2 separate regions of the Homo sapiens genome follow, and region 1 is linked to region 2. The links are chromatin contacts, found by Hi-C in ENCODE. All regions are on one chromosome and are shown on one strand. Each heading gives the region's core, a stretch centred on a gene start or an enhancer-like site at or near the end of the contact. The rest is flanking DNA. Distances are from core to core; before and after follow the strand shown.

Evidence for each region. A loop is a pair of places that touch in the nucleus more often than their neighbours do. Pooled maps may share reads with other maps.
Region 1: a loop to region 2 is called in a map of transverse colon, with 39 times the contacts of the local background. The contact joins the promoter of PTER here to the promoter of OPTN in region 2. A Hi-C loop is called at or near these places in 2 of 168 maps with a recorded cell type or tissue (naive thymus-derived CD4-positive, alpha-beta T cell and transverse colon) and 6 of 50 pooled maps.

Annotation. Positions count from the first base shown.
Region 1 is chr10:16,434,148-16,439,056 of GRCh38, forward strand. PTER (phosphotriesterase related) reads left to right here and starts at 2,863. Exons shown (of 5, transcript NM_001261836.2): 1 at 2,863-2,900. RefSeq lists a silencer at 2,738-2,787 and enhancers at 3,208-3,387, 3,408-3,457.
Region 2 is chr10:13,096,700-13,101,513 of GRCh38, forward strand. It overlaps OPTN (optineurin), which reads left to right and starts at 3,464. Exons shown (of 15, transcript NM_001008212.2): 1 at 3,464-3,603. It also overlaps a transcript of CCDC3 not described here. RefSeq lists silencers at 2,740-2,799, 3,270-3,839 and an enhancer at 4,120-4,249.

The sequences.
Region 1 (4,909 bases), core at 1,613-4,112, 3.3 Mb after region 2:
AACAAGGACCTCATGTATCATTTAACATCTAGCAGCATAGACTACTAAAATACGTAACATTATAAATAATGGACTTTCGAGCCTCTCCTTACCACCCACTGTCGGGTACACATTTATATGGCTCCATGCTTGTAGCACACACAAAGTGGGAGCCAGCACTGAAATCACTCCAGAAGCCTCCCTGGATCCATCTCCTCATTACAGAATCTCAGTGTGAGCCCGTCATTGCTACTAATATCCAACTGTCCCAGCACTCATGCCTCTGCAGTTCTTAACCCCTACAGTTATTCTTGTCTTTCCTACTCTTGGGCCCTATTTTTATCCCTTTTCTGTTTCTAGGATTTACCCAGCCACCCTCCTTAAGAACCAATTTTTTCCTCAGTATCTTCTCCCTGACTGTCCCTTACCAACCAACCCCTTTTCTAAATGACTTCTTGTACTTTTACCCTTAAAAAACAAAAAACAGAGAACGAGACCTGTATATCCTTTTCTCCTCCTTTTTTTCTGATTTAAATGAATTAATTTATTTCTATTAATCTCCTATCAAAGCACCCCATTCTCTCCTGGTGCGGTGGCTCACGCCTGTAATCCCAGCACTTTGGGAGGTCAAGGCAGGTGGATCAGTTGAGGTCAGGAGTTCGAGACCAACCTGGCCAGCATGGCAAAACCTCATGTCTACTAAAATTACACAAAATTAGCTGAGCATGGTGGGGCGTGCCTGTAATCCCAGCTACTCAGGAGGCTGAGGCAGGAGAATCCCTTGAAACCAGGAGGTGGAGGCTGCAGTGAGGTGAGATTGCACCACTGCACTCCAGCCTGGGCAACAGAGCAAGACTCTGTCTCAAAAACAAACAAACAAACAAACCAAAAAAATTCCCCATTCTTTACTAAGAAGGCAAGTGTAGTGACTGATATCAACTAATCTGGGTCCCTAGTCCTATCCTTGAACAAGGTGCTTGCCTAAGTTTGTTTTCTTGTCTGTAATTGGAGGGAAATAGCTCCTGCCACATGCAGGTTGCTCAAAATCTTAAACAAAATAACATACACCCATTACAAAACCTGGTAGAGTTGGCCCCGATAAACATCATCTATTAATATTATTATTAAAACTCTACTTTCCTTTGAAATGACATCTGTAGCTTCTGCCCATCTGCATACCTATTCTCTTTTTTCTCAGAATTCAGGATAAAATTAATTGACTAGGCCTTGTGCTGTGGCTTATGCATGTAGTCCTAACACTTTGGGAGGCTGAGGTGGGAGGATCCTTTGAGCTTAGGAGTTTGAGACCAGGCTGGGCATCATAGCGAGACCTCCATCTCTACAAAAATTACAAATATTAGCTGAGTGTGGTGGTGCACACCTGTAGTCCCAGCTGCTCAGGAGGCTGAGGCAGGAGGATCCCTTGAGCCCAGGAGTTCAAGGCTGCAGTGAGCTATGACTGCACCACTGAAATCCATCCTGGGCAACAGAGCCATTTCAAAATAATAATAATAATAATTGATGACAGTGTAATATGGTTGGGGTTCAGAAAATGATACCCCAAAATGAAGGCCTTAGAAGCAGCTCTCTCTAACCTCATGTCCTCCTGCCTCTGGCCCCTCATTCTAGAAACTGGAATCCCTCTTCCCCAAGGTGATTCACAGAAGCCAGAACCCCTCATCCCCAAAGCCAAGCATAAAACCTAAAAGTTTGACTCTGCGTGTCCCCTGCCTTTCTGTGTCAAAACTGGCGGTAAAGAAATTCTCTGCCCTGCTTTGTTTGACTGTAGGTCATAAGACCCCCATTCCAGAAAGGATCCTGCTCTATACCCAGAAGGAAGGAACACTGCACAGAAAAGCCAAAAAGAATCTAAACAGACAGGGCTTGCTCACTTAGTCTATTGGCATTAGCTCAGACCCTTTTTATGCCATCGTAGTATCTCTTAGGTTGGTGCAGAAGTAATTGCGGTTTTTGCCATTAAAAACCGCAATTACTTTTGCACCAGCTGAATACATGGCGGTCCATACTTTATTGAACCTAAGCGAAAAAATGGACCGTTTCCCCTGCATCTTTGGGTTTTCATTCTGAAGGCTCCCGGATCACATAAAGTTACGATCTAGTATATTTGTATGCCTTTTCTACTGTGAAACTGTCTTTTGTCAGTTGATTTTCAGCAAACTTTCAGAGGACGAAGGAGAGGTTTGCCCTTGGCCCCCTACAATACCTAAAGGTATGACTCTTTACTGTGGCAGCTGCTCCAAGCATCATGTTTTGCCAACAGACTCACACATACTAAGTTTATTTCAGTCACAGCAAGTACCAGGGCCAGTTCAAGTGCTCTAGCACGGCACTCTAATTCTAAAGAGAAGGAAACGCGGCACCGGGGCAGGAAACAGTGACAAGTGGGAACACAAAAACCAAAGTTCTCCGTATGCAGCATGAGGATCCAGAACCCACTGTGACATCAAATTGCCAGAGCACCACCTCCGATTTATTCTTGGGGAAAACCAAAAGAGCTACGGAATGCTCCCTTGTTCCAGACTGTTCTATGGAGAACTGGGATCTGGGGAAAATGCAACAGTTTCTTTCCGTTTGGGGATCTAGCCCCGAATTTTTTTCATTCAGCCAAACTACCGACAGTCAGACAGCGCCTGCAGGAGGGTGTGGCCAGGCAAAAACGCGGGGAACGGCCCCGGACCAGGGTGGGGCGTGGCAAGGGTTTGAAGGGCGTGTCCTACGAAGAGGTAGGGCTTGGCAAGGACCCACGGGGCGTGTCCTAGGACTCGGTGAGGGCGTGACCTCGGGCCAGGGGCGGGGAGAGAACCAGAGGGCGAAGTGGGAGGGCACAGGGGAGACTAAAAAGGCCAGGGAAGTTGGCCTGCCGGAAGTTCCCAGGGAGAAGGCAGCGCGTTGTACCCGAGGTAAGGCTTCTTGGAGTCAGAGCAGGAGCCGGAACTGTGGGCCCAGTAGGAAGAGTGGGGCCCGACGGCGGAGGCCGCGCGGCCAGGGTTCGCTGCAGAGCTCCACGCGAGGGTCCTGCCGGAAGGAAGGATTTTCTAGCCGCTGCGCTTGGGCCCTGCCGCCTCTCCTTAAGTGCTTGAGGGACGTTGCAAAGAGCGCCAGTCCCGTGTGGCGCCAGCTCCCTGTGGCTCGACAGCAATGCCCGGGGGCGTCATCGGGTAGCTGTGCTAAGCCTCCTTTAATAAGCTTTTTTTTTTTTTTTTTTTTAGATTCAGGGTCTGGCTCTGCTTCCCAGGCTAGAGTGCATTTGGCGCGATCACAGCTCACTGCAGCCTCGACCTCCTGAGCTCAAGCGAACTTCCTGCCTCAGCCTCCTGAGCTTCCTGAGTAGCTGCGACTACAGGCACGTGCCACCATGTCCGGTTATTTTTGTATTTTTTGTAGAGAGTGTCTCGCCATGTTGCCCAGGCTGGTTTCGAACTCCTGGGCTCAATCAGTCTGCTGCCTCGGCCTCCCAAAGTGCTGGCATTACAGGTCTATATTTTTTGACAGTTTATAAAAGCCAATTACCAGCGGTCATATGTCTGAGTCCTGTGCACTCTTGCTTAATCCACTCTGCAGCCCTGTGAAGGATTCTAGTGATAACGACAAAGCTAAGGTACAGAAAAATTAGGCCACACTGCTGGAAAGTTTAGAGATGGAAACAAAGTTTAGAGGTGGAGTCTTTCTGACTCCACAGCCAGTGTGCTGTTACTCTCTTAGACTACCTCATTCTTTGTACATCCCAAGTCAACAGGAACTAAAGGTATACCCTTACATAGGCAGTAAGAGGGGTTGCTGATTTAAAGAACTTTGGACCCAGAAAGAGTAGAGCCCTATTCTAGTTCTGGTTCCAGCTCAGTGACTTTCTACAAGTTGGTTTTCTTTTGCTTTTTTTAAAGACAGAGTCTCGCCCTTGCCCAGGCTGGAGTGCAGTGGTGCGATCTCGGCTCACTGCAACCTCCGCCTCCCGGGATCAAGCGATTCTCTTGCCTCAGCCTTCTGAGTGGCTGGGACTACAGGCGCGCTCCACCACACACAGCTAATTTTTGTATTTTTAGTAGAGACGGGGTTTCACCATACTGGCCAGGCTGATCTCGAACTCCTGACCTTGTGATTCACCCACCTCGGCCTCCTAAAGTGCTGGGATTACAGGCGTAAGCCACCGCGCCCGGCCTCTTGCTTTTTAAGACTAGGTCTCATTATTTCACCAAAGCTGGAGTGCAGTGGTGCTATCACAGCTCACTGCAACCTTCACTTCCCCCGTTCAAGTGATCCTCCCAGCTCAGTCTCCCACAGGTGCACACCACCACGCCCGGCTAGTTTTTATTTTCTGTTTTTTGTTTTTTTTTTTGTATTTTTGGTAGAGACGGGGTTTTGCCATTTTGTCCAGGTTGGTGTCAAACTCCTGGGCTCAAATGATCTGGCTGCCTCGGCCTCCCAAAGTGCTAGGATTACAGGCGTGAGCCACTGCGCCTGGCCTGCCTGTTTTCTAGACACATTAAGGTGAGTGGTCTCAGGCCAGGCGCGGTGGCTCACACCTGTAATCCCGGCACTTTGGGAGGCTGAGGCAGGTGGATCACTTGAGGCCAGGAGTTCGAGACCAGCCTGGCCAACATGTGAAACCTCTTTTCTTCAAAAAATTAGCTGGGCATGGTGGTGGGCATGCCTGTAATCCCAGCTACTGGAGAGGCTGAGGCACGAGAATTGCTTGAACCTGGGAGGCAGAGGCGGCTGTGAGCTGAGATCACACCACTGCACTCCAGCCTGGGTGTCAGAGCAAGACTCTGTCTCAAAAAAAAAAAAAAAAAAGGTAAGTGGTCTCTAGGTCGCTAGTGGATGTAATAATCTATGGATTTATGAGGATAAGATCCTGATTTTACCATTTAATGATATTTTGGGCCAGTTTTTTTCCTTTTTAATTGGGCAG
Region 2 (4,814 bases), core at 2,214-4,713:
TGACAAGCCTGGGCAGCAGAATCTGCGGGAGGTTCCCAAAGTCCAGTAGGTGCATCCCAAGAGCTTGCTGTCTGTCTGGGTGCTGCAGGGACTGAGGCTTGAGTCCTTGATGCTCATAAGACCACCATCCCACTCCTCCTCCCAATCTGGGGGCGGGGGAGTCACTCCTCCCTCCAACTGTTGTGAAAGCCTCCACCCCACCCAGCTCTGGCTCTTCCTCCAGGACATCTGGGGTAGATCATGGATGTATTGAGATCAGGCTTTCTCAAAAGACAAGAAGAAAGGCTGTACTTCTAAGAGCTGTTGCCAGGAGTCCAGCCAACGCTCCTGAAGGTAGGAAGCCCAAAGGGACTCGTTGCTAACTCCAAACAGAGGAGATTGGGGTGGAAAGGGAACACAAGGAACATCAAACCCAGATTAGGATCTCACTAAAAACCTTCCCACACTGCTCTACATTTACCCACCACAAAACCACATCAACAAATCAGCTAAGAGCATGCTATTATTTCAGTTTTTTCGCTGCATTTAGATTCCATCTACCCATGGAAGTGTGCAGGAAGATGGAGTCACCAAACGGGATGATCCAGGCTAAGAAACAGAACCGGCTCTAACACAAGCAACAGCAACAAACACCATGAGCCAGGCGTTCTTCTAGGTGTTGAAGACGTATTTCCTCTTTAATCTTCTCAGCATCCTTAGGTGAGGGCTGTGGGTCCAGAGGCCTTATCTAAAATTTTTGGGTGGCTGGGCACCGTGGCTCACACATGTAATCCCAGCACTTTGGAAGGCCGAGGCAGGTGGATCACCCGAGGTCAGGAGTTCAATACCAGGCTGGTCAACATGGCGAAACCTCATCAATACGAAAAATGCAAAAATTAGCTTGGTGTGGTGGCACACGCCTGTAATCCCAGCCACTTGGGAGGCTGAGGCAGGAGAATCACTCAAACCCAGGAGGTGGAGATTGCAGTGAGCTGAGATTATGCCACTGCACTCCAGCCTGGGCAACAGAGTGAGACTCCACCTCAAAAAATAAAATAAAACCTTTGGGGCAAGCTCTGCTTTAGAGTCCAGAATTCTGGGGATTTTCAAAAGGCTATTCAATAAATGGGATTTATATCACATAACACCCTGACACTGTCTGACGCAGTTCTCCTATCAACTATTCGATTTTCCTTCACAAAACAAATTTAAAAATCACATCAAGGGATCTAAATAAAGACTGTAAATAGCTTTCCATCAGTTGGGTCTGGTCAGAAAAGAGGTTTGGTCCTTAGAACTTTCTGGATTTGGGAGTGTACTATACTCCCCATTTTACAGATAAAGGGAATGAGGAAGGGTAAGATGAAGTAACTTGGTCAAGGTCCTACAGCTAAGAAGTGGTTGTCGGGGGAGTGTGTGTGCATGTGTGTGTGCAGTGCTTCAGGGCACCCCCCACCCCGACCCCACCACTGAGAGCAAGGAATCAGGAGAAAACAACTTTGACTGCTTTCTGTACCAGAAACTCACCTCGAGCCTCCCACACCAAAGCCATGGGCAGCTTGTGGGTGACCTTCTTCTCTTGGCTCTGAGTTTCACTGATGCTCATTTTAATTCACTTTCATAGTGTTGTTTTGTTCTCGTTTTTGTTTTTGCTTGAGACAAAGTCTCCCTCTCACCCAAGCTGGAGTGCAGTGCTGCAATCACAGCTCATTGCAGCCTCTCCCTCCTGGGCTCAAGCGATCCTCCTGCCTTGACCTCCCAAAGTGCTGGGATTACAGGTGTGAGCCACCGTGCCCCACCTATAGGGTTTTAAACAGTAAAAGGAGCCTAGTGAAGTACGACTTACCGCAGGCACCCCTTACAGGCCCCGGGGGGACCCTTTTCTGCCGATCCCAGGGTACAGCTGTGACACCGTCTTTTCTGCCTGGATTATCCCAGTAGATAAACAAAAATTAGAGATCGTCATTCCATTTCTCTCTGTATATATTTTTCCAAGCCCTTTTCATGAATGATCAGTTATTTCCTGCACTGATTTTTTTTTTTTTTTTTTTTTTTTGAGACGGAGTCTCACTCTGTCACCCAGGCTGGAGTGCAGTGGCATGATCTCGGCTCGCTGCAAGCTCTGCCTCCCGGGTTCAAGCGATTCTTCTGCCTTAGCCTCCCGAGTAGCTGGGACTACAGGAGAGTACCATCATGCCCGGCTAATTTTTGTATTTTTAGTAGAGACAGGCTTTCACCATATTGGCCAGGCTGGTCTCGAACTCCGGACCTTGCGATCTGCCTGCCTTGGCCTCCCAAAGTGCTGGGATTACAGGCGTGAGCCACCGCGCCTGGCCCTCCTGCACTGATATAAAAAGAATTTTTTTAAATTCTCTATTTCTCCCCACTCCCACCCCCAGGCTCACTCCTTATAAAGCAGCCTCTAGCCTCATCTGCCCCTCCTACACCACACCAACTCGAGGGCCCGGAATTGGGTCTGGGGCAGTCGCTGACTTGCTTGCTTCTCTGCCCTGCTCTTGGGGTTAGCCTCAGGGGCAGGGTTGAGAGTCAGGCTTGGCCAGGCAGCAGGAGGTCCAGACAGCGAAGCAGAATCCTTCGGAGATACCAGGAGAGGGCGCATCTGCCTTTTTCCTGTTTCAGATTAGGTTTTGTTGTTGTTGTTTTGTTTTTTTTCTCTCCCTCTCTCCCTCCCTCCCTCTCTCCCTCCCTCTCTCCCTCTCTCCGTCCCTCCCTCTCTCTCTCTCTCCCCCTCCCTCCTTCCCTCCCTCCCATCCCTGCAGCGCTACCCGGGTACTCTGGATGCACATAGGGCGGCTCTCGCTCCTACCTTGTCATCCTGCTGTCTAATCCGGGGGCAGCTTCCCTCCTCCACACCAGCAGAGGCTATTCTTCAGCAACAAGAATAGCCGAGCCTATTCGTCCGCAACAAGAGCCCAAGAAGCATCCTGCAGGCTTTCTGCTTTTTGAGTGTATTTTAAAGCAAAAACGAGTGGAAAGCTATGTATGCTCAGTTAACTATGTCTAGATGTTAACCTTTTTTCAAAAAACACAGATGGAGGCCTCCCTCCGAGGATGCCTGGCATTCTCCTCTTTCTGTGGGCGGCAGCGACCCCCTGCGGCTCCAGCCTCCACTACGGGATCTGCGGGAAGACACGGGGAAGACGAACTCCGCACACTGCATTTGATTAATGATTTATTTTGATTAACGCCGTCACAGTGACGCCTTAGAGCAGTCCCTGTTCACCCGGGTCCCAGCCTCGACCCCGCACGGACAGCGAGGGTGGGTAGCTGGGGGCGGACGCAGGAAAGAGGAGGGGCGGGGCCTTGGTCGGGTGGGGTATGGAATGGGCAGGGTGGGGGGGATGGGCGGGGTATGGGATGGGCGGGGCCCGGGAAATTCCCCGGCGCGGGCAGGGAGCGGCTGGCTGTCAGCTGAGCCGCGCTGGGCGGGGTCGCCAGGCCGCGCATCAGCCCTAGGCACCCCAGTCCCGGCTGCCCCCTCCGCCACCGCCGCCGCCCGCCGGCAGGTTCCCTGGTCAGCGTCCCATCCCGGTCGGGAGTTCTCTCCAGGCGGCACGATGCCGAGGAAACAGTGACCCTGAGCGAAGCCAAGCCGGGCGGCAGGTGAGCCAGGGCAGGGGGCTGCAGCGGTGGGCGAGGGGGCGGCGGCTCCTTCCCGGCGGGCGCTTCCGCGGCCTGAAAACGGTACCCGCCGCCCTGCCCCGCGGCCCGGAGCCTGTCGGGGTGAGGGTGGCGAGGGGTGGGGCGGCCCTCCCGCGAGACGGCTGCCCTGGGAGGATCCCCAAGCCTCGGCGGGTCCTGACCTGGTGGGAGAGGGTGGGTAGTGAACACAGGGTGGGCCCAAGAAGGGTCCAGGGCCGGCCTCTTGGCCGCAGGTAACCCCTCTACAAGTCACCCAGAGACTTGGAGGTGACGTCCTCCCGCAGGCTGGGAAGGATTCCGCAGCCAGTTCCTCGCCATAAGGAGGTGGTTACAGACACGCCTGTGGGAGACATGGGACCACTACCCGAGCTGAATGAGGTGCCCAGGGTCGGTGGGAATCCACATAGACTGCTGTGTCTAGGAGAGTGTGTACACTCTATATAGAGAGAATATTTGATGAGGCCGAGAACCCCAAAGGAATTGTTTTTGCCATCGAAATGCATAAGCTACAGGAAGTAAACATCGCTCAAAGAAAATGAAACCCAGGTTCCGACCTGGCCTCCACCAGCAGGAAAACTGTTGTATGGAAATGTACACCAAGGAACTGTTTGTAAGGATGAAATGGAAAATGAAAGCATAGAAAAGTAAGGCAATGTGAGGACCTCAGAAGCCTTTGGATCTGGTTAGCAAGGTGCAGGCTGTGTGAACAGAAGAACCCACCTTGCTCTTTTGACCCAGGGAGAGAAGAGTTAGTGGTGCCAGGCTGCCTCCCAGGACAGGCCCAGTTTTGGGGCGGGGGCTGGAGAAGTCCCAGGGCAGACCCCAAGGCCAGGGATTGCCCTGGAGTGGACAAGGCAAGTTTAAATGTGACCTGTAGACAGAGGACGATCATTGATTTAAGTCCTGGCATAATTCATCTGTTTTTCCACTGGGCCAATTTTAGGCGTTCTTTATATATTACGTACAACACAATAAAAGTAACAGCTTCTTTTTTTATAAACTAACCTTTAGGTTGCATATTATGCTAGGAATATAACTAACCTAACCTCCACCCCCCCACCCCCCCACCCACCCCCGGAAAACCAAACTTTATTCTCGAGGGCAACTGGACACTGTATTATGTCCTGCCGAACCCCCGCCCTTACTTAGGTAGAGGCGCATAAGTATTCTGG